Regions from separate parts of the Homo sapiens genome. Here region 2 is linked to region 1. Evidence: read pairs that join two places in POLR2A ChIA-PET (ENCODE). Cell type or tissue: Panc1. All regions are shown on one strand. Each heading gives the region's core, and the rest is flanking DNA. Links, peaks and the distances in the headings are about the cores only.

The links. Peaks named below come from ENCODE experiments on the same cell type or tissue, not always from the same donor. Only the 100,000 strongest peaks of a DNase experiment are listed, where the experiment ranks them.
Region 2: POLR2A ChIA-PET joins it to region 1 with 10 read pairs; 2 of 35 experiments call an interaction of 5 or more read pairs at or near these places.

Annotation. Positions count from the first base shown.
Region 1 is chr5:76,433,651-76,449,971 of GRCh38, forward strand. All of the region lies in intron 1 of IQGAP2 (IQ motif containing GTPase activating protein 2), which reads left to right. Among named protein-coding and RNA genes, the nearest start is that of IQGAP2, 39 kb to the left of the region's middle. In Panc1, for the core only: no CTCF peak of the experiment used is centred there; no DNase peak of the experiment used is centred there; H3K27me3 peaks cover 947 bases.
Region 2 is chr5:76,767,019-76,783,339 of GRCh38, forward strand. No RefSeq gene overlaps it. Among named protein-coding and RNA genes, the nearest start is that of F2RL1, 44 kb to the right of the region's middle. RefSeq lists enhancers at 5,842-6,341, 12,125-12,743. In Panc1, for the core only: a CTCF peak has its summit at 7,737 (motif pointing left); a DNase peak (open chromatin) is centred at 7,683; H3K4me3 peaks cover 193 bases; H3K27ac peaks cover 671 bases.

The sequences.
Region 1 (16,321 bases), core at 5,554-13,553:
ACTTTTTATAATTAGACTTTGTTTTGAGTACAATTTTTTTCCTGCCTGAACCCTGACTACTTAGATAATATCCCATTTTACAAATGTCAGGAAGTTGAGGCGTAGAGATCGGTGAATATCAGAACTAGGATTCAAATTCAGATTATTTTATGTCACGGCTGATTCTTAACTTCAGTGTTTTCCTATTTGTCACATCCAAGGAATTCTCATAGTCATCTTTACATTGAGAAGAAACCCTAGGGAAAAGTTTCTTACCTGTCAGATACAGCTATGAAGTTATGAGGCTATAAAACAAACTAGCTCTTAAATATTTCAATAAATAACATCCTTCCAATCAACTCCTGTGGTTCAGAGTTTTTCGTTACTTTCTTTTAGAATTGCCATCAGATTCATATTATAAGCCAGGAAGGAAAAAATAATCTAAAAGTAATCAAACCTTCAATTTGCCACCGTATTCTCTAGGCTTGGTTCAGGTTGACTACTGGTTGTTTGCAAACACCTGATCCACTTTTGAGGACCAAGTTTAAGGATATATTTAAAATTTTTAAAGAAATTTCAATAGCTTTGGGGGTACAAGGGTTTTTGGTATGTGGATGAATTGTATAGTGGTGAATTCTGAGATTTTTAGTGTGCTTGTCACCTGAGTAGTGTACATTGTGCCCGATACATAGTTTTATATCCCTATTTCCCCTCCCACCCTCCTCTTTCTGAGTCTCCAAAGTCCATTATGCCACTCTGTATGCCTTTGCATACCCATAGCTTAGCTCCCAGTTATAAGTGAGAATGTAACGGTGTTTGATTTTCCATTCCTGAGTTACTTCACTTAGAACAATGACCTCCAGCTCCATCCAAGTTGCTGCAAAAGACATTATTTCATTCTTTTTTTATGATTGACTAGTATTCCATAGTATATATAGTCCATATTTTCTTTATCCACTTATTGGTCAATGGGCACTTAGATTGGTCCCATATCTTTGCAATTGTGAATTGTGAAAAAGACACCTGCATTAAACATACACATGCAGGTGTCTTTTTTATATAATGACTTCTTTTCCTTTGGGTAGATACCCAGTAGTGGGATTACTGGATTGAATGGTAGATCTACTTTTAGTTCTTTAAGAAATCTTCATAGTGTTTTTCATAGAGGTTGTACTAATTTACATTCTCACCAGCAGCGTATAAGCATTCCCTTTTCACCACATCCGTAACAACATCTATTGTTTTTTGATTTTTATTAGTAGCCATTTTGGCTGGAGTAAGGTGGTATCTCATTGTGGTTTTAATTTGCAGTTCCCTGATTAGTGATGTTGAGCATTTTTTCATGTGTTTGTTGGCCATTTTTATATTTTCTTTTGAGAAATGTCTACGCATGTCATTTGCTCATTTTTTGATGGGATTCTTTTTTTTTTCTTTTTTTTTGCTGATTTGAGTTCCTTGTAGATTCTGGTTATTAGACCTTTGTTGTATGCATAGTTTGCAAATATTTTCTCCCATTCTGTGGGTTATCTGTTTACTCTGCTGGTTATTTCTTTTGCTGTGCAGAAGCTTTTTAGTTTAGTTAGGTCCCATTTATTTGTTTTTGTCACATTTGCTTTTAGGGTATTAGTCATAAATTCTTTGCCTAGGCCAATGTTCAAAAGAGTTTTTCCTGGGTTTTCTCCTATAATTTTTATGGTTTCAGGTCTTAGATTTAAGTCTTTGAGCCATCTTGAGTTAATTTTTGTATACAATGAGAGGGATCCAGTTTCATTCTTCTACATGTGGCTATCCAGTTTCCCCAGTTCCGATTATTAAATAGGGTATCCTTTTCCAGTTTATGTTTTTGTATGTTTTGTCAAAGATCACTTGGTTGAATTTGGCTTTGAGTTCTTTACTTATGTTCCATTGGTCTGTGTATCTACTTTTATACCAGTACCATGCTATTTTGGTAACTATAGCCTTGCAGTATAATTTGAAGTCAGTTAATGTGATACCTCCAGATTTGTTCTTTTTGCTTAGGATTGCTTTGACTATTCAGGCTGTTTTTTGGTTCCATATGAACTTTAGGATTTTTTTTTCTAGTCATGTGAAAATGATGTTGGTATTTTGAAAAGAATTGCATTGAATTTGTAGATTGCTTTAGGCAGTATGGTCATTTTCACAATGTTGATTCTTCCAATGCATAAGCACAGGATATGTTTACGTTTGCTTGTATCATCTGTGATTTCTTTCAGCAGTGTTTTGTAGTTTTCCTTGTAGTGATCTTTCACCTCCTTAGTTAACTATATTCTTGGGTTTGGGTTTTTGTTTGTTTGTTTGTTTGTTTTTTGTTTTGGTTTTTTTGGCAGCTATTGTAAAAGGGATTGAGCTCTTGATTTGATTCTTAGCTTGGTCATTGTTGGTGTATAGCAGTGCTATTGATTTGTGTACATTGATTTTATAACCTGAGACTTTACTGAACGCATTTTTCAAATCTAGAAGTCTTTTGGAGGAGTCTTAAGTTTTCTAGATAAATGATCATATCATCAGCAAACAATGATAATTTGACTTTATCTTTTCCAATTTGGATGCCCTTTATTTCTTTCTCTTGCCTTATTGCTATGTCTAGAACTTCCAATAGTATGTTGAATAGAAGTGGTGAAAGTGGGCATCCCTGTCTTGTTCCAGTACTCAGGGGGAATGCTTTCAACTTTTCCCCATTCAATATAATGTTGGCTTGTGGGTTTGTCATATATGACTTTTATTATTTTGAGATATATCCCTTCTATGCCTGATTTGTTGAGGGTTTTTATCATAAAAGAATGCTAGGTTTTATCAGATGCTTTTTCTGCATCTATTGAGATGATCATATATATATATATATATATATATATATATATATATATATATTTTTTTTTTTTTTTTTTTTTTTTTTTTTTTTGAGACAGAGTCTTGTTCTGTTGCCAGGCTGGAGTGCAGTGGCGCAATCTCGGCTCACTGCAACCTCTGCCTCCCAGGTTCAAGTGATTCTTCTGCCTCAGCCTCCTGAGTAGCTAGGACTACAGGTGTGTGCCACCATGCCCAGCTAATTTGGTATTTTTAGTAGAGATGGGGTTTCACCATGTTGGCCAGGATGGTCTCGATCTTTTGGCCTCGTGATCCACCTGCCTCGGCCTCCCAAAGTGTTGGGATTACAGGCATGAGCCACCGTGCCTGGCCAATCGTATGGTTTTGTATTTAATTCTGTTTATGTGATGTATTGACTTATGTATGTTAAACATACATTTATATGTTTATGTTATACATACATACATACAAATGTATACATACATTTATATGTATATGTTAAACATACATTATATGTTATGCATACATTTATTGGCTTATGTATGTTAAACCATCCCTGCATTCCTGGGTTGAAGCCCCTTGATTATGGTGGTGTATTATCTTTTTTTTTTCTTAAGACAGAGCCTTGTTCTGCCACCCAGGCTGGAGTGCAATGGCGCAATCTCGACTCACTGCAACCTCTGCCTTTTGGGTTCAAGTGATTCCCATGTCTCAGCCTCCTGAGTAGCTGAGATTACAGGCACCCACCACCATGCCCAGCTAATTTTTTATATTTTTAGTAGAGATGGGGTTTTGCCACATTGCCTAGGTTGGTCTCAAACTCCTGAGCTCAGGCAATCTGCCCACCTCAGCCTCCCAAAGTGCTAGGATTATAGGCGTGAGCCACCATGCCCAGCCTATCTTTTTAAAAAATTTTTATTTTATTTTATTTTAAGTTCTGGGATATATGTGTGGGATGTGCAGGTTTATTACATAGGTAAAAGTGTGCCATGGTGGTTTGCTACACCTATCAACCCATCACCTAGGTATTAAGCCCCAAAGGCATTAGCTATTTATCCTGATAAATAGCTCCCCCGCTCCCCTCCCACAGGCCCCACCGTGTGTTGTTCCCCTTCCTGTGTCCATGTGGTTTCATTGTTCAGCTCCCACTTACAAGTGAGAACGTGTGGTGTTTGGTTTTTTGTTCCTGTGTTAGTTTGCTGAGGATAATGGCTTCCAGCTCCATCCATGTCCCTGCAAAGGACATAGTCTCATTCCTTTTTATGGCTGCATAGTATTCCATGGTGTATATTTACCACATTTTCTTTATCCAGTCTATCATGGGTGGGCATTTGGGTTGATTCCATGTCTTTGCTATTGTAAATAGTGCTGTAATGAACATACACATGCATACATCTTTATAACAGAATGATTTATATTCTTTTGGATATATACCCAGTAATGGGATTGCTGGGTCAAATGGTATTATCTTTTTGATGTGCCGTTGGATTTGGTTTGCTAGTATTTTGTTGAAGATTTTTGCATCTATATTCATCAGGTATATTGGTCTGTAGTTTTTTTTTTTTTTTTTTTTTTGTTTGTTTTTTTTTTTGTTTTTTTATTATGTCCTTTTCTGGCTTTGGTATCAGGGTGATACTAGCTTTCATAGAATGAGTTAGGGAGGATTCCTCTTTCTAAATCTTTAGAAATAGTTTCAGTAGGATTGGAATCAATTCTTCTTTGAATGTCTGGTCGAGTTCAGCTGTAATCCATCTGGCCCTGGGCTCTTTTTTCTTTGGCAGGTTTAAAATTATTGATTCAATCTCAGTTCTTGTTATTGGTCTTTTCAGGATTTCTGTCTCTTCCTGATTCAAGCTAGGAAGGTTGTATGTTTCCAGGAATTCATCCATTTCCTCTAGATTTTTTAGTTTGTGTGCACAGAGGAGTTCATAGTATTCTCAAGTGATCCTTTGTATTTCTGTGGTGTTGGTTGTTATGGGCTTCATTTTCATTTTTTTCTTTTTTTGAGATGGAGTGTCGCTGTGTTGTCCAGGCTGGAGTGCCATGTCATGATCTTGGCTCACTGCAACCTCCACCTCCCAGGTTCAAGCAATTCTCCTGCTTCAGCCTCCCGAGCAGCTGGGATTATAGGCGTGCACCACCATACCCGGCTAATTTTTGTATTTTTAGCAGAGATGGACTTTCACCATGTTGGCCAGGATGGTCTCAAACTCCTGACTTCAGGTGATCTACCCACCTTGGCCTCCCAAAGTGCTGTGATTGCAGGCAAGAGCCACCGTGCCTGGCCTTCATTTTCATTTCTAATTGAGTTTGTTTGAATCTTCTCTCTCATTTTCTTGGTTAGTTTAGCAAATGATTTATCAATTTTGCTTATCTTTTCAATGAAATAACTTTTTGTTTCACTGACGTTTTGTATTTTTTGTTTAAATTTCATTTAGTTCTGCTCTAATCTTTTATTTATTTATTATTTTCTAGTTTTAGCTTTGTGTTTGTTCGTGTTTCTGTAGTTCCTTGAGGTGTTATGTTGTCAATTTGTGATCTTTCCGATTTTATCTTAGCACTGCTTTTGCTGTATCCCAGAGGCTTTGATAACTTGTGTCATTATTATCATTCATTTCAAAGAATTTTTAAGTTTCCATCTTGATTTCATTGTTAACCTAAAAATCATTCTGGAGCAGATTAATTTCCATGTATTTGTATAGTTTTGAAGGTTACTTTTGGAGTTGATTTCTAGTTGTATTCCACTGTGGTCTGAGAAGATACTTAATACAATTGTTTCTTTAATTTTACTGAGACTTGTGGACTATCATATGGTCTATCTTGGAGAATGTTTCATGTGTTGAGAAGAATGTATATTCTGCAGTTCTTGGGTAGAATGTTTTGTAAATATCTGTTAGGTTCATTTGTTCTAGAGTGTGGTTTAAGTCCAGTGTTCCTTTGTTGACTTTCTGCTTTGATGATCTGTCTAGTGCTATCAGTGGAGTACTGAAGTCCCGTACTATTATTGTGTTGCTGTCTATCTATTTCTTAGGTCCAGTAATAATAGTTTTATGAAGCTGGGAGCTCCAGAGTTAGGTGCACATATGTTTAGGTGGTAATATCTTCTTGTTGGATTGATCCTTTTGTTATTATATAGTGACCTTCTTTGTCTTTTTTTTTCTTTTTTACTGTTGTTGTTTTAAAGTATGTTTTTTCTGATATAAGAATAGCTACTCTTGCTCTCTTTTGGTTTCCATTTGCGTGGAATACCTTTTTCACTCCTTTACATTGAGTTTATTTGAGTCCCTGTATGTTAGATAAGTCTTTTGAAGAAAGCAGATATTTGGCTTGCCTTGTTTTAATCCATTTTGCCAATCTATATCTTTTAAGTGGAGCATTTAGGCTATTTATGTTCAATGTTAATATTGAAATGTGAGGTACTGTTCCAATCATTGTGCTGATTGTTACCTAGATACTTGGTTTTCTTTGTTATATTAGTGTTTTATAGGCCATGTGAGTTTTATGCTTTCAAGAGTTTTTATTCTGCTGCATATTGAATTTTTGTTTCAAGATTTATAACTCCTTTTAGCATTTCTTGTGGGGTTGGTCTGGTTGTGACAAACTCACTCAGCATTTGCTTGTCTGGAAAAGACTTTATTTCTCCTTCATTTATGAAGCTTAGTTTAGCTGGATACCAAATTCTTGGCTGACAGTTATTCTGCTTGAGGCTAAAGATAGGACCCCAGTCCCTTCTAGCTTGTAAGATTTCTGCTGAAGTTAAGGGGACATTTAAAAGAAATACATTTTCTGCTGGGTGTGTTGGTTCATGCCTGTAATCCTAGCACTTTGGGAGGCTGAGGTGAGAGGATTGCTTGAGGCCAAGAGTTCAAGACTTAGCTGGCCAACATAGTGAGATCCTTTCTCTTTTTAAAAGCATTTTCATTTTTTATAATTATATATTTTTAAAAGTAAAATTTTAAAAATACATTAATTGAGTTGAAGGACATTCCAAAAGAGGCACCTAAAGATGTGCTCAGTGATGGCTGCCAAGTTGAAATGAGCATAGAGCTTCTAGGGACTATTTTGAAAGATAGGATATTTATTTCTGTGTGTGATCTCTTGACTTACAAATACCAGAACTTACTCATGTTACCTGTGTCTCACCTCAGTGCATCCTGGGTGTGTATTAATTTCTTTGACCTGCAGAAGAACTCTAGGCTGGCCAAGTTGACAGTGATTGAGAGCATACAGCCCATTATTGCCATCTAACCAGAGATGGCTTGAGACAGCATAGCCTAGTAAGTAGTTAAGAGTAGGGCCCTGGCCGGGTGCAGTGACTCAGTAATCCCAGCACTATGGGAGGCTGAGGCGGACGGATCATGAAGTCAGGAGTTTGAGACCAGCCTGACCAACATGGCGAAACCTGTCCCTACTAAAAATACAAAAATTAGCCAGGCGTGGTGGCGGATGCCTGTGATCCCTGCTACTCGGGAGGTTGAGGCAGGAGAATTGCTTGAACCCAGGAGGTGAAGGTTGCAGTGAGCCGAGTTCGTACCATTGCACTTCAGCCTGGGCAACATGAGCAAGACTCAGTCTCAAAAAAAAAAAAAAAGGAGTAGGGCCCTGAAGCCAGACTGCATTGATGACAATCTAGGCCCTACAAATTACTGCTCAGTGTCCTTGTGCTCTGTGTCTTGGTTTCCTCATTTCGTGAGCGGAAATAATAGTACTTTATTCACACAGGTTTTGTGAGGAGTTAATTAGTTAATTTGTGTAAAGGGTTTAAGAGAATGTCTAGCACAACTGTAAGTGTTCAGCAGTGGTTAGCATGCTTTTTATTGCTGTCATTATCTTGACAGTCTGAGATGCCCGTTTATTCTTCCTGCCACTGTGTAATCACATTCATCTATAAGTCTTGTCTGTCACATTTTAGTAAACTCTTTTTTACTTCCCGGAAGGAATCAGGAATTAACTACCTAAAGTACCTACTTTTGAAGAGGTTGTGTCTAAGTCACGGGATATGAGAAAAAGAACCAAAAGAAAAAGAAGGAATTACGAGCCTGGAAGAAAGCGAGCATGTTGGTAAGAGAAGGTACAACTGTAATAATGCTACTTCTTATAAAGCCAGTGGCAGGGTTCGTGAATCTCAGCGGTATGTTTGGGCTGATTTTCACTTCTGGTTCTGTTCCCATTCGAGCACTACCTTTGATCTCCTATGCTGTTAATACCTGTTACTTTTCTACCTTTTGGTTAACTTTGTAGACTGAACTGTTGCAGATGAAGAATCACTCTTGCATCAGGCATGTAAAAGATATCAAAACTAAAGAAATTTTGCCTTCCTTAAGAAAGCAAGAATGAGAAATCCCCCTGTGCCATCCATAAAGAGGGCATTCAAAGCCTGAGTGTTGAGTAGGAGTTACAGCAGAATGGCACATGTGGAATGAAGTTCAGGCCTTTGAGGACTAGGAAAATGGTACTCAGCTTTTCTCGTATTAATGCCTGGAAGCAGGAAGAGCTGTTCTACCTATAAAATGGGGGTTGGAGGGATCCTACCCATTAGCGAGGGAATAGCCATGGGAGGAAAGAAAGGAACTGGCAAGAAAACAGGGACCCAAAGCCTGAATCACTCATAGATGAAGTAGCTGATTTCTTATCTATGTGATCTTATCCCCCCATCAGATGAGACATTAACACAGAGTTGTCTGAGGCAGGTGGAGAAGGTTAAGGGAGCTATAAAAGGGTATCGGGCTACAGTGCTTTCATAGAGAATATATATGCATTCTGTTTCTCCATTTTTCTTTGGAGGATTTAATTCTTTTCTTCCTATCTTTCCAATTAAAATGAAAACCTATGGTATGATTTATTACAAGAAGCTTTACTTAACTTCTAATAGTCTGATCTCATTTCCTTGAATAAAAATGACATCACAGTAAAACTAGATTATAACATTTTTAGGCTTTGACATAATACAGACCTATGAATTGACTTAACCCACTGAATAGTTATAGAAGTGAATAACTAAGCTGTCTGTGTAATGGGGAGGGAAAGGAATGTGAATCCTTTATCACACGAAGTAAACCAACAACATAGTACAGTTTTAGAGCCACAAGGCAGATATGAGGACGCACCTGGTCACTCGTGCTACCTTGCCCAGGGATAAAGGATTTTCACCTAGAGTGCATGTAAACATCTCTACTTGCTTACCTGAGTGCCTATTCAGCTGTAACCCCAGTTCTTTCTTATTTCTCCTACATTTAAAATCACTTAACAGGCTGGGCACAGTGGTTCACACCTGTAATCCCAGCACTTTGGGAGGCTGAGGTGGACATATCACTTGAGATCAGGAATTTGAGACCAGCTGGCCAACATGGTGAAACCCCGTCTCTACTAAAAAATACAAAAATTAGCCAGGCATGGTGGTGGGTGCCTGTAATCCCAGCTACTTGGGATGCTGAGGCACAAGAATCACTTGAACCTGGGAGGCAGAGGTTGCAATAAGGCAAGATCGTGCCACTGCACTCCAGCCTGGGTGACAGAGTGAAACTCTGTCTCAAAAGATAAGAATAAATAAAATAAAATCAGTTAATAATATGATACCGGAATAAAGACCACACGTAATCTGCTCAAATCTAAAGGGACATGCAATGGAAGCTTAAATACACCATGTTGTAGTTGAAAATTGTTTTAGGAAGGGGCTGGACAGTGAGAACGCTTATTGCCCTACAGAGAGTGACATGTCAGGATTTATAGTCGGAAAATATATACAAATAGTCTCCAGAGTTTTAAATCATCTGCTCATTACAGAACCTCATTTCAACATAACAGTTCTCTGGTGTATGAAATGGATGGAAGCAAAAGTTATGGTAGATTTACAAACCAAAATTCAACTATGTCTCATTTTATGTATGTGAGAGGATGGCATGCATCCATAGTCCCAGCTACTTGGGAGGATGAGACGGGAAGATCATTTGAACTTAGGAATTCCAGTTCAGCCTGGCCAACATAGTGAGACCTCATCTCTGAAAACACCAAAAGTTTTTTTTTTTTTTTAATTAAAAAAAAATGTGAGAGGACAGAATGGTATATTAAGAGAGTATGAGTTTCAGAATCTGACCCCTGATTCTGGCCTGCTTGGCACCCAATCCTTGGGCAGGTTTCCAGCTCTCTGAGCTGTTTTCTTCCTCTGAAAATAAAGCCGTCTCTCTAGCCAGGGTTGTTAGAAAGATCAGTACTTACATGTCAGGCCACTAGCACACAGCCTAGTAAATTAACAATGGCAGCTGCTATGGGACATGACATTTCATGTCTGAAACATATCCAGGGTTTTGTCAAAGAGCAAGTGTTCAGCTATAGTCTTTATTGGTGAAGTTTTAGCACATTTATTGGGCAAACTCTAGTTTCATGAGATACTTATATAAAGTTTTAGTTATTGACACTTTTTTCTATTTCATAGCCACATTGGTATATTTTTTGCTTATAATTTGGCTACAGGAGGGGATTGAATATAGAATTCACAAGTCTAAACTTGTGTGTAAAGTTGGCTCAGTTTCGTCTACCAAATTAGAGTGATCCTGCCCTCCAAGTGTATTGTAAAGTGTAATAGAAATAAATGGGAGAGAAGGCTCTTCCTCACAATAGTAGAAAGAATTATGGAGTTAGAAAATCAATAGGCTGGGTGCGATGGCTTATACCTGTAATCCCATCACATTGGGAGGCCAAGGCAGAAAGATCACTTGAGCTCAGGAGTTCAGGACCAGCCTGGGCAACATAGTGAGACCCTGTCTCTATTTAAAATAAAGGAAATTAAAATAATAGAAAGAGAAAATAGATGCTTACATCAGTAAATACAAGTGTTTTTTTGTTTGTTTTGTTTTGTTTTTTGAGATGGAGTTTCACTCTCGTCACCCAGGCTGGAGTGCAATGGCACAATCTCAGCTCACCGCAACCTCTGCCTCCTGGATTCAAGTGAATCTCCTGCCTCAGCCTCCCAAGTAGCTGGGATTACAGGTGCCCACTACCACACCTGGCTAATTTTTGTATTTTTAGTAGAGACGGGGTTTCACCACGTTGGCCAGGCTGGTCTCGAACTCCCAACCTTAGGTGATCCGCCCACCTTGGCCTCCCAAATTGCTGGGATTACAGGCGTGAGCCACTGTGCCTGGCCAAAATTGTTATTTTTTAACAACTTTCTGAGTGCTTGGAATTATGAAGGCAGCATTTGAAATTTTTGAAAGTATTTCCCTACACTTTAACCTAATCTTAAGCCACTAATACTGTTTAAGATTTAAAATTATCTTGGCAGTCGAAGAAGTAAAATCCAGAAAAGATAAATGACTTGCTCAAGATGGTTCCTGCCAAATCTAGAACCTTCATCCCATGGCCTCCTGGGATTGGGTTTTTTCATAGACTATCGGCTTAAGTGCTTTTTGGAAATAAAAGAAAATGTAAATATATAAAAGATAAGAAAGCAAAATTGTATCTTCTCTGGGGTAGTTTAGCAGTAGTTCTGTCTTAAAGAGAATTAGACCAGAGAGATACCATTTCTAATTTGAAACTCTTTGGTTCTGTGAAATTGGTTAAAGAGGCTAAATTTGATACAAGATCTGTCTCTATGTGATGAGCCCTTTGAATATTACTCAGTACATCACGGTGAGGGGTGGGTGGCCTCGTGTCTTTAGGACTCTTCCAGTGGCATGTGAGCAATAGCATCTGTTACCATTTCTACATGAAATGATTGGCCAATCCCACAGGTTGGGCTGTCTCACTCACTGAGAAGCAGCAGGGCAGAGTGGTTAGGGAAAGGTGATGGAGTTGGATACCAGCATTTGTGTGTCTGCTCTGGCCACTTGCCAGCTGAGTGACTCTGGACCAGGATAATAGTGAAGATGACAACAATAATAAAACCTGCCTCATAGGGCTGTTGTGAAGATTAAATGAGTTAATATTTGCAAAGAATTGAGAATAGCACCTGGCATATAGAACATGCTATACAAACATTTTTAAACTGTGGCAAAAATCGGCCGTTTTAACCTTTTTTTTTTTTTTTTGAGATGGAGTTTCGCTCTTGTTGCCCAGGCTGGAGTGCAATGGTGTGGTCTCGGCTCCCTGCAAACTTCGCCTCCTGGGTTCAACTGATTCTTCTGCCTCAGCCTGCCGAATAGCTGGGATTACAGGTGCCAGCCACCATGCCTGGCTACTTTTTGTACTTTTAGTAGAGATGGGGTTTCACCATGTTGGCCAGGCTGGTCTCGAACTCCTGACTTCAGGTGATCTGCTGCCTCAGCCTCTCAAAGTGCTGGGATTACAGATGTGAGCCGCCATGCCTGGCCCATTTCAACCATTTTTAAGTGTACGTCTCTGTGGCATTAAGTACCTTCACATTGTCGTGCAGCCAACATGAACGCCCCGTTCTCTCCTCCCCAACAACCCCCAGCAACCTCTATTCTACTTTCTGTCTCTATGAATTTGACTACTCTTGGTACCTCATATAGGTGGACTCATACAGTGTTTCTTTTTGCGACTGGCTAATTTCACTTAGAATAATGTCCTCAAGGTTTATCCACACTGTAGCATGTGTCAGTATTTCCTTCCTTTTTAAGAATGAATAATATTGCCTTGTATGTATATACCACATTTTGCTTATCTGCTTGTCTGTTCGTGGACTCTTGAGTTGCTTCTTCCTTTTGGCTATTGTGAATAGTGCTGCTATGAACTTAGGTACAAATATCTGCTGGAGTCCCAGCTTTCGCTTATTTTGGGTGTATACCCAGAAGTGGGATTGTTGGATCATATGGTAATATTATGTCTAAGTTTTTGCAGAATTGCTGTACTGCTTTCCACAGGAGTGGCACCAGTTTATATCCCTACCAGCAATACACGCAGGTTTCATTTTTTTCCACACCTGCACCACCACTCGTTGTTTTTTTAATGCATTTTTTAATATGTAAAATTATTGGAGGAATTTATTAACCAGCAGTCATATATCCAGTGTTGTTAAGTTGTTGCCTTAGTCTTTTTAAAGAGGAATGAGTAAAATATTTTGACGAAGGAAGATTTGGGAAATCTTCTGGTTAATCAGATGCTGGTTAATCAATGTTTACCAGCAAAGCCCTCCTTCTGTGTTTCTAGAACCCTCCTTCTGTGTTTCATCTAACCTCTCCTTGATCTAATACTCCCACCCCCATCCTTTGCACTCTACTTTTAAGGAGAAAGGCAAGTCATAGGTAGTAAGTTTATAACAAGAATTCGTTTAGAACCAAATGGCTTTTTGGTTTATGTACTGCAGTGTGTAAAAAATGGGTTGGCTCAGTTTCATCTACCAAATTAGAATGATCCTACCCTCCAAGTGTATTGTAAAACTTTTATGAACAGACTTAGCATATCCAGCATAAAAGTAGCCCATCCGTGAAAAAAGATGTGGGGAAAAAACAGATGGAATGAGAAAGTTCTGGTTCCTCTCTGGCCTGTGTTTTCCCTCTGGCCTGTGTTTTCCCTCTTGACGTGCTTCCTTACTTTGTGAGCACAAGTTTCAGTGGGTGCCAGGGGCACCAGTGCATTAAGAAGGTCATGCCTATTTTGCGACCAGTTTCCAGAAGGCTCTGCGGATCACAGAGATTGGTAGTAACATGGGGCATAGCCCAATTCAGCAGGAAACAGTTAAGAGCCGTTGTCGGCCAACCTCCCCAACAGCACTTGGGTTTTCCTGTTGAGAGCAGGGACTGAGAGACAGGACTAGCTGGATTTCCTAGGCCAACTAAGAATCCCTAGGCCTAGCTGGGAAGGTGACCACATCCACCTTTAAACACGAGGCTTGCAACTTAGCTCACACTCGACCAGTCAGGTAGTAAAGAGAGCTCACTAAAATTCCAATTAGGCAAAAACAGGAGGTAAAGAAATAGCCAATCATCTATCGCCTGAGAGCACAGGGAGAGGGACAGTGATCGGGATATAAACCTGGGCATTCAAGCCGGCAATGGCAACCCCCTTTGGGTCCCCTCCCATTTTATGGGAGCTCTGTTTTCATTCTATTAAATCTTGTAACTGCAAAAACAAACAAACAAACAAAAAACATGGGGCATAGCCACGTCCGTCGAGAGCTGCCAGAATCGGTGGGTCTAGGGTCTTGAATAAGATGCTTCTTCCCAGGAATGATGCCTCCCAGCTGGGTTCCCTAAGCTGCCTGCACATGTTTGACCAAGTGTGAGCTAAGCTGGGGTGGGTGCTTGGTTGGTTAAACATGAAGTTGCTTATGTGGCCTGAGACCTCTGGGCTGTTAAACCAGGAGCTGCTGGTATGCAGACCTATGCAGCCCGTGGGGTACACATAGCACATCTTCTCAAAAATGCCAATTTTACTAAGTTTGGGGGTGGGAACCCCTTCTATTTTAAATACTGAAACACAGATAAATTGTGGATTAAAATGAAAAATGGATGATTTTTTTAAAAGGGTGAGACAGACATGATACTTTATGCTAATTGGACTTTGAGCTGTGCCCCCAAATATTCCTTTTCACCCCTTGTTCATTCCATGTGTTTCCTCTCTTCTGCATGTAGGGTTTTCTATGAAAAAGCTTATTGCTGCACAATTTGGGAAGCCTGGGGATGTGTGGAGGTCCAGAGAGACTCAGAAAGGCTGGTTTGCATCTCCTAAGGGTAGCGTGGCTGGTAAGAGTCAGACTGCTGCATGGCTGTGCTCGCCATGTGTCATCTGTGATCTTGGACAAATGGTTGGGCTGTCTCAAGCCTCTGTTTCCACTCTGTAAAGTGGGAATAATACCAGTGTCATAGGATTGTTGTGGGTTAAATGCTGTGCAATGAAGAGGAGCTGGTGCTGGCTTTGTCTGTGTCTGTGGAAGGGTGGATAAGGAGATGAAGCCTCACCTGCTGCTTCTATTAGTGCCTCTCCTAGCCCTCTATCCTTACTTATTCATGTAGCAAGGTCTCTACATGCTGGAATTCACAGCCTTCTTTTATTGCTGGATCTCTTCTCTCTGCCCTTTGTCTCCCCTTAGATAACTCTAACTCCTCCAGACCTGATATCAAGATGAAAGGAAGGCTGGCTTGGGATCTGGAGTAGCTGAAGATCTGGAGTACCTGAAGACTACTCCAGAGGACTTTACCTCCAAGGGCAAGAAACCCATCTGGTGTGCTGCTCAAGGCTCTCCATAAGTGGAAGCATCAGGATAGTAGTGGGTGGAGCACTAGGAGAGGAAATGGGGAAGCAAGGATTTTGAAGGGCAGATGAGAGCCATTATCTTTAATCTCCATCCCCATTCCCATGGGTGCAGCTCTAAACATGTTGCAAGAAAAAGCAGATCCACATGGACTATGAATACTGGTCAACTGGCAAAATGAGCTTGGTTTGAGTATTAAATTAATAGTAATTATTATAATATCATCAGTGACTTAACAATTGATGCCCAGTGAACTGTACATGATTCTCTTGCAGGTATGTGTATTATTAGGTGTTCCAAGTCAGCCACCTTGAAAGAACTTTTATCAATAGAATGAACATCTGCCCAGCTTCTTGATTTTGAGCTGTCACCTGATCTTCTCACTTTCATCTCACAACCGTACTCCTCTCATCTACCCAGCTTAGAAACAGCTGTAAAATGACCTGGGGGTCTCCCTTCACCTATTCTGGAGAAGCTCAAAGACTTGGAAGGGTGGAGGGGAATGGCCCTCTTAGCTGTGTCCATAAAACAGAGACTTTGAAGGCTGAGGATTGGGACAGAAATGTGCCTTGATGTGTGTGTACGATTTCTCTATTCTTGTCTTCACTTCTCCAGATGTGTTTTGCACCTAACTTCCTTTCTCTCCCGTCCTTCAAACCTGACTTCAAACTCTCTTCATCTAGAAAACTGGCTCTGATTAATCCCATTATTGAACAACCTCTTTTCCCTCCCTCGGCTTTTCTATTCTTTCTACTTTAATGAGTTGGTACTTTTTCCAAAGGAGCTTTATAACTTTTCTCCAGCTGTTAAATGGGTCTTCTCCTGTTAGATTGTAAACTGAGGTACAAAGTCCTTCTTCCACCTTATCCCTTTTCTCTACCCATGAAGTGCCCTGCAACTATTTAAACATTAGTTAGAGACTTTGCCATGTATCAGAAGAAACACATTCTGTTGTTGTATTTATTGGTTTTAATTATAAAGCAGTTGGAATGCATTTTAGGATTCTGAATCTCCATAATTCTCTGCCAGCACTTTGCACCTAGTGGACCATTAGTAGGAATAATTTTCCATCCCTGCCTAGCTTCATAATTGTAGACACTTCTGCTGCACAAATGCTGGCAGGGCTCTCATGACTTAATTCTGAAATTGTATTTAGTGGCTAATACACAGAGAAGATTTGGCTATCTCCTCTGGTCTGCAGCTGACATGTGGCATGAGGGAATTTACATACAGTACCACGATCCAGTTCCCAGCCAAGAATTAAACGCCTGGAGGAGATCAGTTATTTAAATCTGAAGCAGTACAGCATGAATTATATTTAAGGTAGTTGCTGTTCTGGCTCTTGTATAAAGTTCTTTCAGCTCT
Region 2 (16,321 bases), core at 3,878-11,877, 330 kb after region 1:
AACTCTGTGAGTCACAATGAACATTTAAAAACAAAATATATCAGGAAAAAATTTGAAGAGATCAAAGTAAACTCCTGAGGGCAGGGTCTTATTTGGTTTAATATCATCTAGTAATTCTATCAAAATGCAAAGCATAAGCTGGGCACTGTAGCTCACACCTGTAATCCCAACACTTTGGGAGGCTGAGGTGGGCAGATCACTTGAGGCCAGGAGTTCGAGACCAGCCTGGCCAACATGGCGAAACCCCGTCTCTACAAAAAATACAAAAACCAAAAACTGCAAAGCATAAAGTAGACACCCTACAAAAGTTAGATAATAACTGACCAAAAAGTAAATACATCAAAAATGACCTATTAGCCTATAGAGCTATGGATCTTATAATATTTATAGTTCTTATATTACTTATAGCTGTGATGTAAAGACCAACTATCGTTGATCTCAAGTAATATTCTGTGCCTAAATAATATGAAAACACCAACTAATCATCAATCTTTGAAGGGAGGTAAGATACATAAAATTTATACATAACTCTGGAAGACTAAACATTGCCTTTTTTTTTTTTTTTTTTGGAGACAGAGTCACCCAGGCTGGAGTGCAGTGGCATGATCTTGGCTCACTGCAACCTCTGCCTCCTAGGTTCAAGTGATTCTCCTGCCTCAGCCTCCCAAGTAACATTGTCCTTTTTTTTCTTCTTCTTTTTTGGAGACAGAGTCTTGCTTTGTCACCCAGGCCAGAGTGCAGTAGCACGATCTCAGCTCACTGCAACCTCTGCCTCCCAGATTCAAGCAGTTCTCCTGCCTCAGCCTCCTGAGTAATACTGTCCTTCTTGTATGGTCATAACTATCTTATTAAGACAGACTTTTGTTCACATAAGCATATTATTAGACTTGACAATGAAAGAGGCCTATGCAGGGCAATCAAACAAAAAAATAAATAAAAAGCATCCAAATGGGAAAAGAAGTCAAACTATCTCTCTTCACTGATGATATGATTACATACCTAGAGAACCCTAAAGACTGCCAAAAGGCTCCTAGAACTGATAAGCAACATCAGTAAAGTTTCAGGATACAAAATCAATGCACAAAAATCAGTAGCATTTCTATACACCAATAATGTTCGAGCTGAGAGCCAAATCAAGAATGCAGTCCTATTTACAATAGCCACACACACACAAAATACCCAGGAATACATCTAATCAAGGTGAGAGCTCTCTATCAGGAGAACTACAAAACACTGCTGAAAGAAATCAGAGATGACACAAACAAATGGAAAAACATTCCATGCTCATGGATTGGAAGAATTAATAGCATTTAAATGTCCATACTGCCCAAAGCAATCTACAGTTTCAACGTTATTCCTATCAAACTACCAACATCATTTTTCACAGAATTAGAAAAAAACTATTGTAAAATTCATATGGAATCAAAAAAGAGCCTGAATAGCTAAAGCAATATCCTAAGCAAAGAGAACAAAGCTGGAGGCATTGCATTACCTGACATCATATACTATAAGGATACAGTAACCAAAACAGCACGGTACTGGTACAGAAACAGTATATGCAGACCAGTGGAACAGAATAGATATCCCAGAAATAAAGCCACACATCTACAGCCATCTGATCTTCAACAGAGTCAATAAAAACAAGTAATGAGGAAAGACTCCCTATTCAATAAACAGTGCTAGGATAGCTGGCTAGCAACATGCAGAATGAAATTAGACCCTTACCTTTCATTACACACAAAAATTAATGATAGATGAAAAATCTAAATGTAAGACCTTAAACTATAGGAATCCCAGAAGAAAACCTAGGAAACACCATTCTGGACATTGGCCTTGGGGAAGAATTTTTGACTAAGTCCTCAAGCAATGGCAACAAAAATTAACAAGCGAAGCCTAATTAAACTAAAGTGCTTCTACACAGCAAAAGAAACTATCAACAGAGTAAACAGGCAACTTACAGAATGTGAGAAAATATTTGCAAACCGTGCATCTGACAAAGGTCTAATATCCAAAATCTATAAGGAGCCAAGCGTGGTGGCACATGCCTGTAGTCCCAGCTAGTTGGGAGGCTGAGGCAGCAAGATCGCTTGAGCTCAGTTTGAGGCTGCAGTAAGCTATGATCGTGCCACTGCTCCCCAGCCTGGGTGACAGAGCAGGACCCTGTTTCAAAAAAACAAAAATACAATCTATAAGGAACTTAAACAATTCAATAAGCCAACCCCATTTAAAAGTGGGCAAGGGCATGGTGGCACATGCCTGTAGTCCCAGCTACTCGGGAGGCTGAGGCAGGAGAATCACTTGAACTCATGAGGCAGAGGTTGTGGTGAGCCAAGATCACTCCATTGCACTCCAGCCTGGGTAACAAGAGCGAAAGTCTGTCTCAAAAAAAAAAGTGGGCAAAGGACTGGGCACTGTGGCACATGCCTGTGATCCCAGCACTTTGGGAGGCCTAGGCAGGCGGATCACTTGAGGCCAGGAGTTTGAGACCAGCCTGGCCAACATGGCAAGACACTGTCTCTACTAAAAATACAAAAGTTAGCAGGGCATGGTGGTGCATACCTGTAATCTGAGCTACTGGGGAGGCTGAGGCGGGAGAATCGCTTGAACACGGGAGGTGGAGGTATGGGAGGTGGAGGTTGTAGTCAGCCAAGATCACACACTGCACTCCAGCCTGGGCAACAGAGTGAGTGAGACTCCATCTCAAAAAAAAAAAAGAAGGCTGGGCACGGTGGCTCACGCCTGTAATCCTAGCACTTTGGGAGGCCGAGGCGGGCAGATCATGAGGTCAGGAGATCGAGACCATCCTGGCTAACACGCTGAAACCCCGTCTGTACTAAAAATACAAAAAATTAGCTGGGTGTGGTGGTGGTGGGCACCTGTAATCCCAGCTACTCAGGAGGCTGAGGCAGTAGAATGGCATAAACCAGGAGGCATAGGTTGCAGTGAGCCAAGATCGCGCCACTGCACTCCAGCCTGGGCGACAAAGCGAGACTCCGTCACAGAAAAAAAAAAAAAAAGTGGGCAAAGGACATGAATAGACATTTCTCAAAAGAAGATATACAAGCAGCCAACAAACATGAAAAAATAATGCTCAATATTACGAATAATCAGAGAAATGCAAATAAAAAGTGCAATGAGATACTATCTCACCCCAGTCAGAATGGCTATTATTAAAAAGTCATAAAATGGCCGTGCACAGTGGCTCACACCTGTAATCCCAACACTTTGGGAGGCAGAGGCGGGTGGATCACCTGAGGTCAGGAGTTCAAGACCAGCCTGACCAACATGGAAAACCCGTCTTTACTAAAAATACAAAATTAGCCGGGTGTGGTGGCACATGCCTGTGATCCCAGCTACACTGGAGGCTGAGGCAGGAGAATTGCTTGAACCTGGGAGGTGGAGGTTGTGGTGAGCTGAGATCACACCATTGCACCTCCAGCCTAGGCCACAAAAGCAAGACTCTGTCTTAAAAAAAAAAAAAAAAAAAAAATCCTAAAATAACAGATGCTTGCAAGGCTATGGAGAAAAGAGAATGCTTATACACTATTAGTGGGGATGTAAATTAGTTGTCACTATGGAAAAAAGTTTGGAGATTTCTCAAAGAACTTAGAACTACCATTCAACCCAGCAATCCCATTACTGGGTATACATCCAGAAGAAAATAAATCATTCTTCCGTAAAGACACATGCACTCGTATGTTCATCACACCATGATTCACAGTAGCAAAAACATGGACTCAACCTAGGTGCCCATCAACCGTGCACTGGATAATGAAAATGTGGTACAAATACACATATAGTATTGTGTATATGTGGTACATATATGATCTTATTCTTTTTTATATACACATATACTATGCAGCCATAAGAAAGAATGAGATCATGTCCTTTGCAGCAACATGGAGGAAGCTGAAGGTTATTATCCTAAGCGAATTAATACAGGAACAGAAAACCAAGTAACACATGCTCTCACTTATAAGTGTGAGCTAAACATTGGGTACACAAGGACATAAAGATAGGAACAATAGACGCTGGGAACTACTGGGTGGGAGGAGGTAGGGAGAGAGAAGGGTGAAAAAACGAACTACTGAGGCTGGGCGCAGTGGCTCACGCCTGTGATCCCAACACTTTGGGAGGCCTAGGCAGGCGGATCATCTGAGGTCAGGAGTTTGAGACCAGCCTGGCCAACATGGGGAAACCCCTTGTCTACTGAAAATACAAAAATTAGCCGGGCACCGTGGCGCGTGCCTTAGGCCCAGCTGCTTGGGAGGCTGAGGCAAGAGAATCGCTTAAGCCCAGGAGGCGGAGGTTGCAGTGAGCCGAGATTGTGCCACTGAACTCCAGCGTGGGTGACAGAGTGAGACTCTGTCTCAAAAACAACAACAACAACAACAACAACAACAAACACTATTGGGTACTACGCTCACTAACTGCATGAGGGGATCAATTGTACTCCAGACCTCAGCATCATGCACTATACCCTTGGAACAAACCTGCACACGTACTCCCTAAATCTAAAGTAAAAGTTGAAATGATATTAAAAAAAAAAGAAAAAGGGGCTGTGAATCATAATGACTTTGCTAATTGACATTATTTATTTCTGACTGGGGTTGCTCTCTACTTGCTGGTATAAATGCTTGTATCTGTCCTGCTCTTGGAAACTTGTTAGGAATAGGAATACTAATTTTTCTATACAGAGTACAGCTCCAGGAAGCTGTGGATTAATAAATGCTTGCTCTCAAAAATAATTTGGGCTGTAGCCTCTAACTTACAGTAAGTATAGCCCCTTTATATTCCTCTTTTTCACCTTTAACCACCAGTTAATATGTCAGTACTGTAACTCCAAATATTCAAAGAACCTAGTTAACTTTGCAAAACTGCTATGTAAACATGGTAGCAATAGTTTGTGTGTATTTAGCAAAACAGAGTTAAACACAGTACTTGTATTTATGAAAACAAATAAAAAGGCAAAAAAAAACCCCAACAACCTATATTTATATAAAACAGATTCCAATTCAAGAAGGTAAACTTAGCATGTAGGTTTGTCATTCTTCTTAAGATACTAATGAAGCGATAAAGAATTTAAAAGAGTATAAATCCATAGTCACAAAGATGATGAGGCATGATTTGGGCATCAGCAGTTGAGAGATTTCAACACATTTCTGGGAGATGAAAAGAGAACATGAATTGTAGACAGAGGGAGTGGAGTAGGGGGTTATGTGTGGGAGCAGACTCTGGAGGAGTGAGACTTCTCCGCCCAGACAGGGTGTGGACTGGAGTCTGCATGAGAGGAGAGGAAAACAGAGAAAGGGACTGAAAATAGGATGCTAAACACCGAGATTTTCAAAATGCTGTGGATAATTTTTTAGGACCTAGAATTCCTTATCATCTAAACCAGGTATCAAAAGTAAAGGCAGATAATGACATTTTCAAACTGCCAGGATTCAGCACGTTTACTTACTACATACTCTTTCTTAATGAAGTTCCTTGAGGATGCACTTCAATAAAAAAAAAAGGAGCGGGGAGTGGAGTGGGGGAGGAAATTGAGAAAGAAAAATATGAGGCAATGAAGAAACAAGCCAGGTTGAGAGCTATACAAATTATAACAAATGTCAGATGTCAGGCCGGGCTTGGTGGCTCACGCCTATAATCCCAGCACTTTGGGAGACTAAGGCAGGCAGATCGCTTGAGCCCAGGAGTTCGAGACAAGACTGGGCAACATGGTGAAACCCCATCTCTACCAAAAATACAAAAAAATTAGCCAGGTTGGTGGCGCACACCTGTAGTGCCAGCTGCTAGGGAGGCTGAAGTGGGAGGATCACATGAACTCGGGAAGTTGGGGCTGCAGTGAGCCAAGTCCAGCCTGGACAACAGAGACCCCATCTCAAAAAAACAAACAGGCCAGTTGCGTGGCTCACGCCTGTAAACCCAGCACTTTGGGAGGCCGAGGCGGGCAGATCATGAGGTGCAGTTCGAGACCAGCCTGGCCAACATAGTGAAACCCTGTCTCTTCCAAAAATACAAAAATTAGCTGGGCATGGTGGTGTGTGTTTGTAGTCCCAGCTACTGGGGAGGCTGAGGCAGGAGGAGTGCTTGAACCTGGGAGGCAGAGGTTGCAGTGACCCAAGATCGTGCCACTGCACTCCAGCCTGGGCGACAGAATGAGACTCAATCTCAAAAAAAAAAAAAAAAAAAAAAAAAAAAAGGAATGAAAAACACAAACGAGGGCCGGGTGTGGTGGCTCATGTGTGTAATCCCAGCACTTTGGGAGGCCGAGGCGGATGGATCACCTGAGATCAGGAGTTCAAGACCAGCCTAGCCAACATGGTGAAACCCCATCTCTACTAAAAATACAAAAAATTAGCTGGGCATGGTGGCGGGCGCCTGTAATTCCAGCTACTCAGGAGGCTGAGGCAGGAGAATCGCTTGAACCCGGGAGGCAGAGGTTGCAGTGAGCCGAAATTGCGCCACTGCACTCCAGCCTCTCCAGCCTGGGCAACAAGAGAAAAACTCCGTCTCAAAAAAAAAAAAAAAAAAAAAAGAAAGAAAGAAAAACACAAACGAATGTCTGTGGGCTGCAGGAATACTTACTTGCAAGAAGAAATATACTGGATTCCAGGCAATATATAAAGCAAGTAAGGAACTGAAAAAACAAAAACAAAAAACCAATCTGGAAGAATGTGGTGGCAAAAGCATGTTTCTTTCATTAAGAAAGGTAATGCCGCCTGGCGCAGTGGCTCACACCTGTAATCGCAGCACTTTGGGAAGCTGAGGCGGGCGGATCACCTGAGGTTGGGAGTTTGAGACCAGCCCTACCAAAATGGAGAAACCCCGTCTCTACTAAAAATACAAAATCAGCAGGGCGTGGTGGCGCATGCCTGTAATCCCAGCTACTCGGGATGCTGAGGCAGGAGAGTTGCTTGAACCCGGGAGGCGGAAGTTGCGGTGAGCCGAGATCACGCCATTGCATACCAGCCTGGGCAACAAGAGCTAAACTCCATCTCAAAAAAAAAAAGAAAAAGAAAGAAAGGTAATGCCTAAGCTGGGCGCGGTGTTCACGCCTGTAATCCCAGCACTTTGGGAGGCCGAGGCGGGTGGATCACGAGGTCAGGAGACTGAGACCATCCTGGCTAACACGGTGAAACCCCGTCTCTACTAAAAATACAAAAAATTAGCCGGGCGTGGTGGTGGGCGCCTGTAGTCCCAGCTACTTGGGAGGCTGAGGCAGGAGAATGGCGTGAACCCGGGAGGCGGAGCTTGCAGTTAGCTGAGATCGCGCCACTGCACTCCAGCCTGGGCGACAGAGCGAGACTCCGTCTCAAAAAAAAAAAAAAAAAAAAAAAAAAAAAAAGTAAAAAGTAAAATTTTAAAGAAAACAAATTTCCCAAGCATTTCTCAGTTTGCTTTTGAGAAATGATTACGGTCATTTCCTTTAAGTGGTTAGTTCAGTGAATTATAGCTTTTTGTTAATTTGATTTCACAGCACAGTTTTGAAAATCACCCCAAAAAGTACTGCATGGCTTGAGCTGGCTTTTAACAGAATAAAATTCAATTCTGCTTTGAAGTCTTTATGACCTCCTTTACAGAAATGGTGACATTGTGGGGTTCTGAGCGCACCCTGAAATCACAGGTCTTGTGTGACACTGTGAAAATTACCCAGAACCCTGGGCACCCACTCCTCCACTACGGAAGTCACCAATGCTGGCAAATAGCATAACGGGCTTGTGGCGCCCCCTACTGTCCACTAGGCAAACTGCATCACCTTCCTGAGCTACGTTCCAGGGTGAAGTTAAAAAAGAAATCTGCACTTGGAAAGACTGCATGAAGGCAGTGTCAGGCACGTGTATTTATTTACGTTCTTTAATCAATAGATATGATTTCCAAAATTATTTACATAACAATTTGGGAAATTTGAACGTAAGATGGATATTAGATGATTTGGGAATATTAAGTAATTTTCAAGCCTGGGACCGACACCTGTATGGGAGCTGAGGCAGGAGGGTCACTTAAGTGCAGAAGTTCGAGACAGACAACACAGTGAGGCACCGTCTCTACAAAAAGTTAAAAAAAAAATTAACCAGGTGTGGTGGCAGGTGTCTGGTCCCAGCTACGTAGGAGGCTGAGGTGGGAGGATTACTAGAGCCTAGAGGCCGAGGCTGCAGTGAGTGATGATTGTACCACTGTATATCAGCCTGGATCAGAGTGAGACTCTATCTCTAAATAAATAATGATAATTTTGTTTTGTTTTGTTTTTTTGAGATGGAGTCTTGCCCTGTTGCCCAGGCTGGAGTGCAGTGGCACGATCTCAGCTCACTGCAACCTCCACCTCCTGGGTTCAAGCAATTTTGTCTCAGCCTCCCAAGTAGCTGGGATTACAGGCCCACACCACCACACCTGGCTAATTTTTGTATTTTTAGTAGAGACAGGGTTTCGCCATGTTGGCCAGGCTGGTCTCAAACTCCTTACCTCAAGTGATCCAATCGCCTCGGCCTCCGAAAGTGCTGGGATTACAGGCATGAGCCACAGCTCTCGGCCAATGATAATAATTTTTAAAAAGCAAACTTCTACTAATGAATATCTACATAGAGTGTCCTTATTTTAAGAGATGCATGCTGAAGTTTTTAGGGATAAAATGTCATAATATCTGCAACCAACTGTCAAATGGCTTTAACTCTCATTCAGAGCGAAAGCCAAAGCCCTACGATGACCTACAAGGCCACGTTTAATCTTCACCACCCCTCTTCTCTGTCCTCATCTCCTCCTCCAATCCCTCCTTCTCCCAGCACCAGCCACACTGACCTTTTCAATCATCTGCATACTCTGGCCTCTTCACACCCACTTCCCTGGGCCCAAGATGCCCTTCTCATTAGAGTCTGCATTGCTGGCTCCCTCACTGCCTTCCTACCTCTCTTCAAGAGACTTCTTTTTTTTTTTTCCTTCTTTTTTTGTGAGACAGAGTCTTACTCTGTCACCCAGGCTGGAGGGCAGTGGCAGGATCACAGCTCACTGCAGCCTTGAACTCCTAGGCTCAAGCAGATCTTCCCACCTCAGCCTCCGAAGTAGCTGGGACTGCAGGCACCGGCCACCATGCCTGGCTAATGTTTTTATTTTTTGTACAGGTGGAATCTGCCCATGTTGCTCAGGCTGGTTTCAAAATCCTGGACAGGAGATCCTCCCGCCTCAACCTCCCCACATGTTGGGATTACAGGTGTGAGCCACCTTGTCCGGCCACAAAGATATCTTAGTGACACTTCCTGGCCACAGGCTAAAATTTAATCTACCACTTACCTGCGTTGTTTTCTCTTCTTCGCTCTTAATACAATTTAATGCACTAAAATTTCACTTATCTTTTTTATTGTCTGTGTTGCCCAAAACATCAGTTTACATAAAAGCTTTGATAGTGGTTGTGTTCATTGCTGTATCCACTGGACCTAAACTAGTAACCAGAATATACTTAAAACTCATCTTATATACAATGAGTGAAAAAATAAAAAGCAGTGTGTGGGCTCAAATTTTTACTCTTATAGTCAATTTGCAAATTTTGTTTTAGACTGTGGCATGTACAATGTGTGAAAGATGCCATCTGTTGATGATTGGCAGATTTGACTGGTTTGTGCTCTGAATTAAGAATAATTTACTTTTTCCAATATAAGCTTTAAGTTGAGCCTTTCTAAGTTAAAAAAAAAATCTTCCATCGTATGTCTTTTAGGTACCATTGACATCTTTCCAGGCTTTCACGACAAATTCAAAGGTCAGTGATGGCTATACACCCCCTGAGATGGGGTAGCCGGGTTATGGGTGATTTTTGTCTATCTTTAGTAAACATAAAATTTCACCCAAAATTGTTTCTAGAACAAACATAAATATAAGAGTAGGATATTAGGGCCAGGCGCAGTGGCTCATGCCTATAATCCTAGCACGTTGGGAGGCCGAGGTGGGCGGATCACTTGAGGTCAGGAGTTCAAGACCAGCCCTGCCATCATGGTGAAACCCCATCTCTACTAAAAATACAAAAATTAGCCGGGCGTGGAGGCGCGTGCCTGTAATCCCAGCTACTCGGGAGGCTGAGGCAGGAGAATTGCTTGAACCCGGGATGTGGAGGTTGCAGTGAGCCGATATTGTGCCATTGCACTCCAGCCTGGGGTATGACAGTGAAACACTGTTTCAAAAAAAAAAAAAAAAAAAAAAGGAGTAGGATGTTAGATAAGTTCAGGGATGATAAAGCCATAATGGGTTAACTAGGATGGGGGTTGATTCGTAAGCTTTGAGATCGACTTTTAGAATCAGGCATATAAATCCTGCTGGATTTGAATGCTGTGTAGGATAGAGCACAGGTCTGAAAAAATATGAAAATTCTAATATCTTTATGTACCTAAAACATAGCCTCTTGCGTTTTTTATTTTTATTTACTTATTTATTTTTGAGACAGAGTCTCGCTCTGTTGCCCAGGCTGGAGTGCAGTGGGACAATCTTAGCTTACTGCAACCTCTGCCTCCCAGGTTCAAGCGATTCTCCTGCCTCAACCTCCCAAATAGCTGGGATTACAGGTGCACGCCAGCAGACCCAGCTAATTTTTTGTATTTTTAGTAGAGACAGGGTTTCACTGTCTTAGCCAGGATCATCTCGATCTCCTGACCTTGTGATCCATCCACCTTGGCCTCCCAAAGTGCTGAGATTACAGGCGTGAGTCACGACACCCGGCCGCCTCTTGGGTTATTTTTAAAATCACAGAGACTAGGCTAGTATTCCTAGCAGCAGGTAGAAGGCAAACCCTGTCCATATGGACCTCTGGATGCTGACAAATAAAAATGCATCTCTTTATCAACCTTGTAAACCAGCCCCCTTCCCATTACTGTAGTTGGCTGAGATTCTCACACTGTGAGATCTCCATTCCATTTATTCATATTACTCATTTACCAAAAGTGTATTGGGCCCAAATTGTGTCAGGCAAACTGAAGAGAACAAAAATGAATATTACACAGTGTACAGAGAAATTATGTTTTAAATTTATTAGAACTCGAATTGCAAAAAGAATCAGTAAGGTTGTCCTTGGTGCCATGGTTAACAGTCCTTTCAGATAAAGATCAGATACTTCCAAGTTCAGTTAAAACTTACTTTCGGCTGGGCCCAGTGGCTCACGCCTGTAATCCCAGCACTTTGGGAGGCCAAGGCAGATGGATCACTTGAGGTCAGGAGTTTGAGACCAGCCTGGCCAACGTGGTGAAACTCCATCTCTACTAAAAATACAAAAATTAGTCAGTCATGGTGGCAGGCATCTGTAATCCCAGCCACTCAGGAGGCTGAGGTGGGAGGATTGCTTGAGTCCGGGAGGTGGAGGTTGCAGTGAGCTGAGATTGCACCATTCCACTCCAGCCTGGGCGACAGAGCAAGACTCTGTCTGAAAAAAATAATAAATTAATTTCAAAAAAAAAAAAAAAATATATATATATATATATATATATATATATCAGAAATAGAGCATACAATGCAGTTCTGTAATTTGCACTTAATATATTGTGAGCATATATGCACATTCATAACTACATATCATTAAAAAGTAATTACTCAGGCTGGGCGTGGTGGCTCACGCCTGTAATCCCAGTACTTTGGGAGGCTGAGGCGGGAGGATCACTTGAGGTCAGGAGTCCGAGACCGGCCTGACCAACATAATGAAACCCTGTCTCTACTAAAATACAAAATTAGTCAGGCCTGGTGGCGCATTCCTGTAATCCCAGCTACTTGGGAGGCTGAGGCAGGAGAATCACTTGAACCCAGGAGGTGGAGGTTGCAGTGAACCAATATCGCACCATTGAACTCCAGTCTGCGCAGCAAGAGCAAAATTCATCTAAAAAAAAAAAAGTAAGTAATTACTCTTGAATTGTTTAACTATTGAAAACTCCTAGTTTCTAAGGGATATCAGCACATGAGTTCCCACCTCTGTTATCCAGGCCATATAAATATCATTGATTGTACACCCATAGACAAAATAGAAAGCAAAACAAAAACAAAAATGAGGAAGTCATAGAAGAGGGTAGTAACATTTTAGCCAGAGAAAAACTACTCTAAATGGAGGAAGTCAGAAAATAAGGCAATCAGCATCATATTGCAAATGCAATGGAGAGGTAAGGTCATGTTACAATGTAGCCTACTAAAGAAAAACAAAACAAGCAAAACAAAACCCCTGAAGTTGAAGATGTGGTTCGTTTATTTATTTATTTATTTATTTATTTATTTATTTATTTATTTATTTATTTTGAGACAGAGTCTCGCTCTGTCGCCCAGGCTGGAGTGCAGTGGCGCGATTTCGGCTCACTGCAAGCTCTGCCTCCCGGGTTCCCCCATCTTGGTTGGTTGACCGCATAACAATGAATCCATCACAGAGCCCTTAAACGGGCCAGTTTGGATAACCAGCAGGTGTTTTGAAAAGCTACTGATTTAGGCCAAATTAGAAGGAGGGGCAATGGGTTGCCTTGGAGAAGCAAACAGGGGCGGCAGACTGAACTGTAAATCACTCTCGGCTCTGGGCTCTCTTTCTTTTTTCCTCTTTCCCATATGGGCTTCCAACCCTGGGAGCCATTTTTAGGGTGAACAAAGGTATCTGTGGAATGTTCATTTGTTTCTATTATTTGCCACAAGCAGTCTTTGTTGTTTTTTTTTTTAACTTGAATACTTAACACTCCCTCTTAAAACCAGGACTCAGTATAAAAACTATGCTTCACACTGTTTGCAAGAGCCAAACATTGGACACTCAAATGTCCATTAAAAATAGGATGGGGGCTGGGCTCAGTGGCTTATGCCTGTAATCCTAACACTTTTGGAGGCTGAGGCAGGTGGATCGCTTGAGCTCAGGAGTTGGAGACCAGCTTGGGCAACACAGCAAAACTCTGACTCTACAAAAAATGCATAAGTTAGCTGGGCATGGTAGTGTGCACCTGTAGTCCCAGCTACTCAGGAGGCTGAGGCAGGAGAATCACTTGAGCCAGGGAGGTTGAGGCTACACTGAGCCATGATCACATCACGACACTCCAACCAGGGTGATGAAGTAAGATCCTCTCTCAAAAACAACAAACAAAAATATGGGACCAGGTGTGGTTGCTCATTGTAATCCCAGCACTTTGGGAGGCCGAGGCAGGAGGACTACTTGAGCCCAGGAGTTAAAGACCAGCCTGGGCAACACAGGGAGATCCCGTATCTACAAAAAATAATAAATTAGCTGGGCATGGCTGGGTGCAGTGGGTCACGCCTGTAATCCCAGCACTTTGGGAGGCCAAGGAAGGCAGATCACAAGGTCAGGAGATCGAGACCATCCTGGCCAACATGGTGAAACCCCGTCTCTACTAAAAATACAAAAATTAGCTGGGCATGGTGGTGTGTGCCTGTAATCCCAGCTACTTGGCAGGTTGAAGCAGGAGAATCCCTTGAACCAGGGCGTCGGATGTTGCAGTGAGCTGAGATGGCACCATTGTACTCTAGCCTGGTGACAGAGCGAGACTCCATCTAAAAAAAAAAAAAAAAAAATTAGCTGGGCATGGTAGCAGGTGACTATAGTGACTATAGTCCCAGCTACTCTGGAGAATGAGGTGGGGGAATTGCTTGAACCCAGGAGGTTGAGGCTGCATTGAGCTGAGATTGTGCCACTACACTCCAGCCTGGGCAACAGAGTGAAACTCTGTTTCAAAAAAAAAAAAAAAAAAAGATATGGATAGGGCTGGTCATGACGGCCTACACTCGTAATCCCAGTGCTTTGGGAGGCCACCACGGAAGGATCACCTGAGGCCAGGAGTTTGAAGTTCCAGTGATCTATGATTGTTAGAGGCCTTTGAACTAGAGCAACTCCATCTTCAGTAGGGGCTGGGTAAAATAAGGCTGAGTCCTACTGGGCTGCATTCCCAGTTAGGCATTCTAAGTCACAGGATGAGATAGGAGACCAGCACAAGATACAGGTCATAAAGACTTTGCTGATAAAACAGGTTGCAGTAAGGAAGCCGGCCAAAACCCACCAAAACCAAGATGGTGATGATCGTCCTTACTGCTACACTCCCATTAGCACCATGACAGTTTACAAATGCCATGGCAACGTCAGGAAGTTACCCTATAGGGTCTAAAAAAGGGGAGGCATGAATAATCCACCCCTTGTTTAGCATATCATCAAGAAATAACCATAAAAATGGGCAACCAGCAGCCCTTGGGGCCGCTCTGTCTGTGGAGTAGCCATTCTTTGGTTACTCTACTTTGCTAATAAACTTGCTTTCACTTTTCTCTAGGGACCTGCTCTGAATTCTTTCTTGTGCAAAATCCAAGAACCCGCTCTTGGGGTATGGATCAGGACCCCCCCTTCTTGTAACATCTTTTTGGCAACCACAGAAGGGACTATAGTGCGGTAAACCCCTGACCCAAAGGCTAACTTTGGGTAAGTGGTAGGGTCCGGTGACATCTTTCTGGCAAACCCTGAAGGGATGATACTGAAGAAATCCCCTCACTCAAAGGAAAGAGATTGGTTGACTTTGGATAAATTGGTGGGGTACCTGGGTGAAAAATGGGATTGGGTGAGAGGCCCAACTTAGAGGAGTTAGAGTCTCTCCTAAGACAAAGAGGGTTAAAGGCTCCTCTCAATAAGAGGCAAGGACACTTGACCAACATTGGGTTCAAGGCCCAACTTAGGAGGGTTAGAGGCCCCTCTCAGTAAAGTCCCTTTCGGCTAAATATGGGTTTGGCACTACAGGATGTTAACTGCTACTCTCTATGGAATAATCTGCTTTGCACTCTTTGCTGATGACTGTGGGTGTCAGGATTGGCATGTACAGGATTGTGGGACATGGGGAGCTTTTTCTTTCCTAAAAGGGGAAACTTGAGAGCTGACAGGACTGCTGGAAAAGATTCCTTCTTGACAGGCAAGCAGCCATCTGAACTTTTGAGTAATGGGCGGGTCTTACTCTGGTCTCCCTGAGCTCTTCACTTTTCCCACCCTGCCTCAGGCAATGCGCTCTTTCTCTCTCTCTCTCTCTCTCTCTCTCCCCCCGCAAACGGGTTAAATGAATGCTAAAAATCACTGTTTATCCCAGGCGTAGTGGCTCACACCTGTAATCCAGCACTTTGGGAGGCCGAGGCGGGCAGATCGCCTGAGTTCAGGAGTTCGACACCAGCCTGGGCAACACGGTGAAACCCTGTCTCTACTAAAAATACAAAAAATTAGCCGGGCATGGTGGCAAGTGCCTGTAGTCCCAGCTACTCGGGAGGATGAGGCAGGAGAATCGCTTGAACCCGGGAGGCAGAGGTTGCAGTGAACCAAGATCATGCCATTGCACTCCAGCCTGGGCAGCAGAGCGAGACTCCAGCTCAAAAAACAAACAACAATAAAAAACAAAAACAAAAATCACTGTTTATCTCCTCTGTAAAGTTTTGATTAATGGAAAAAAGGATTACTGAGGCTAATCTTAAACTGTAGTGAATCTGGTGTGCTTTGTGTATCTTTCTGTATTGTTCTGTCAAGATGAGGAGTACCTTAGGATAGAATGTGGACCTAGGACCCCTATATGCCTGCTGTTCAAGACAGCCCAGCAAACTGGTTAGTCATTTCCTTGGGAGACTGACCTTGTAACCATGTAGCTGTGCTTTCTCTTTTCACAATGGTGGCCTGGGTTCAGGGTCCTGGTAAAAAAAAATGATGGTATTTCCACATAATGAAAGGTTATACAGCAATGAGAATGAATAAGCTACAACTATAAACCACAACCGGAATGAATCTCACAATGTGAGGACCAAAAGAAGCCAGACAAAAAAAGAGTACGTAGTTTACGATTCTACTTGTGTAATGTAAAGGTCAAAACTTTAACAATAGACAAAATTGGGCCGGGCGTGGTGGCTCATGCCTGTAATCCCAACGCTTTGGGAGGCTGAGGCAGGTGGATCACGTGAGGGTGGGAGTTCGAGATTAGCCTGGCCAACGTGGTGAAACCCTGTCTCACCATGTTAGCCAGGCATGGTGGCAGATGCCTGTAATCCAGCTACTCAGAAGGCTGAGGCAGGAGAATGGCTTGAACCTGGGAGGTGGAGGGTGCAGTGAGCTGAGGTCACGCTGCTGCACTCCAGCCTGGGTGACAGAGCGAGACCCCATCTCTCAAAAATAAAGATAAAAAATAAAAATAGACAAAACTAATCCAGTTTTAAAGTTCTTGAGTGAGACAGGGTCCCACTCTATCACCCAGGCTGGAGTGCAATGGTGTGATCTTAGCTCACTGCAGCCTTGCATTCCTGGGCTCAAGTGATCCTCCTGCCTCAGCCTCCCAAGTAGCTGGGACTACAGTCACACACAACCACACCC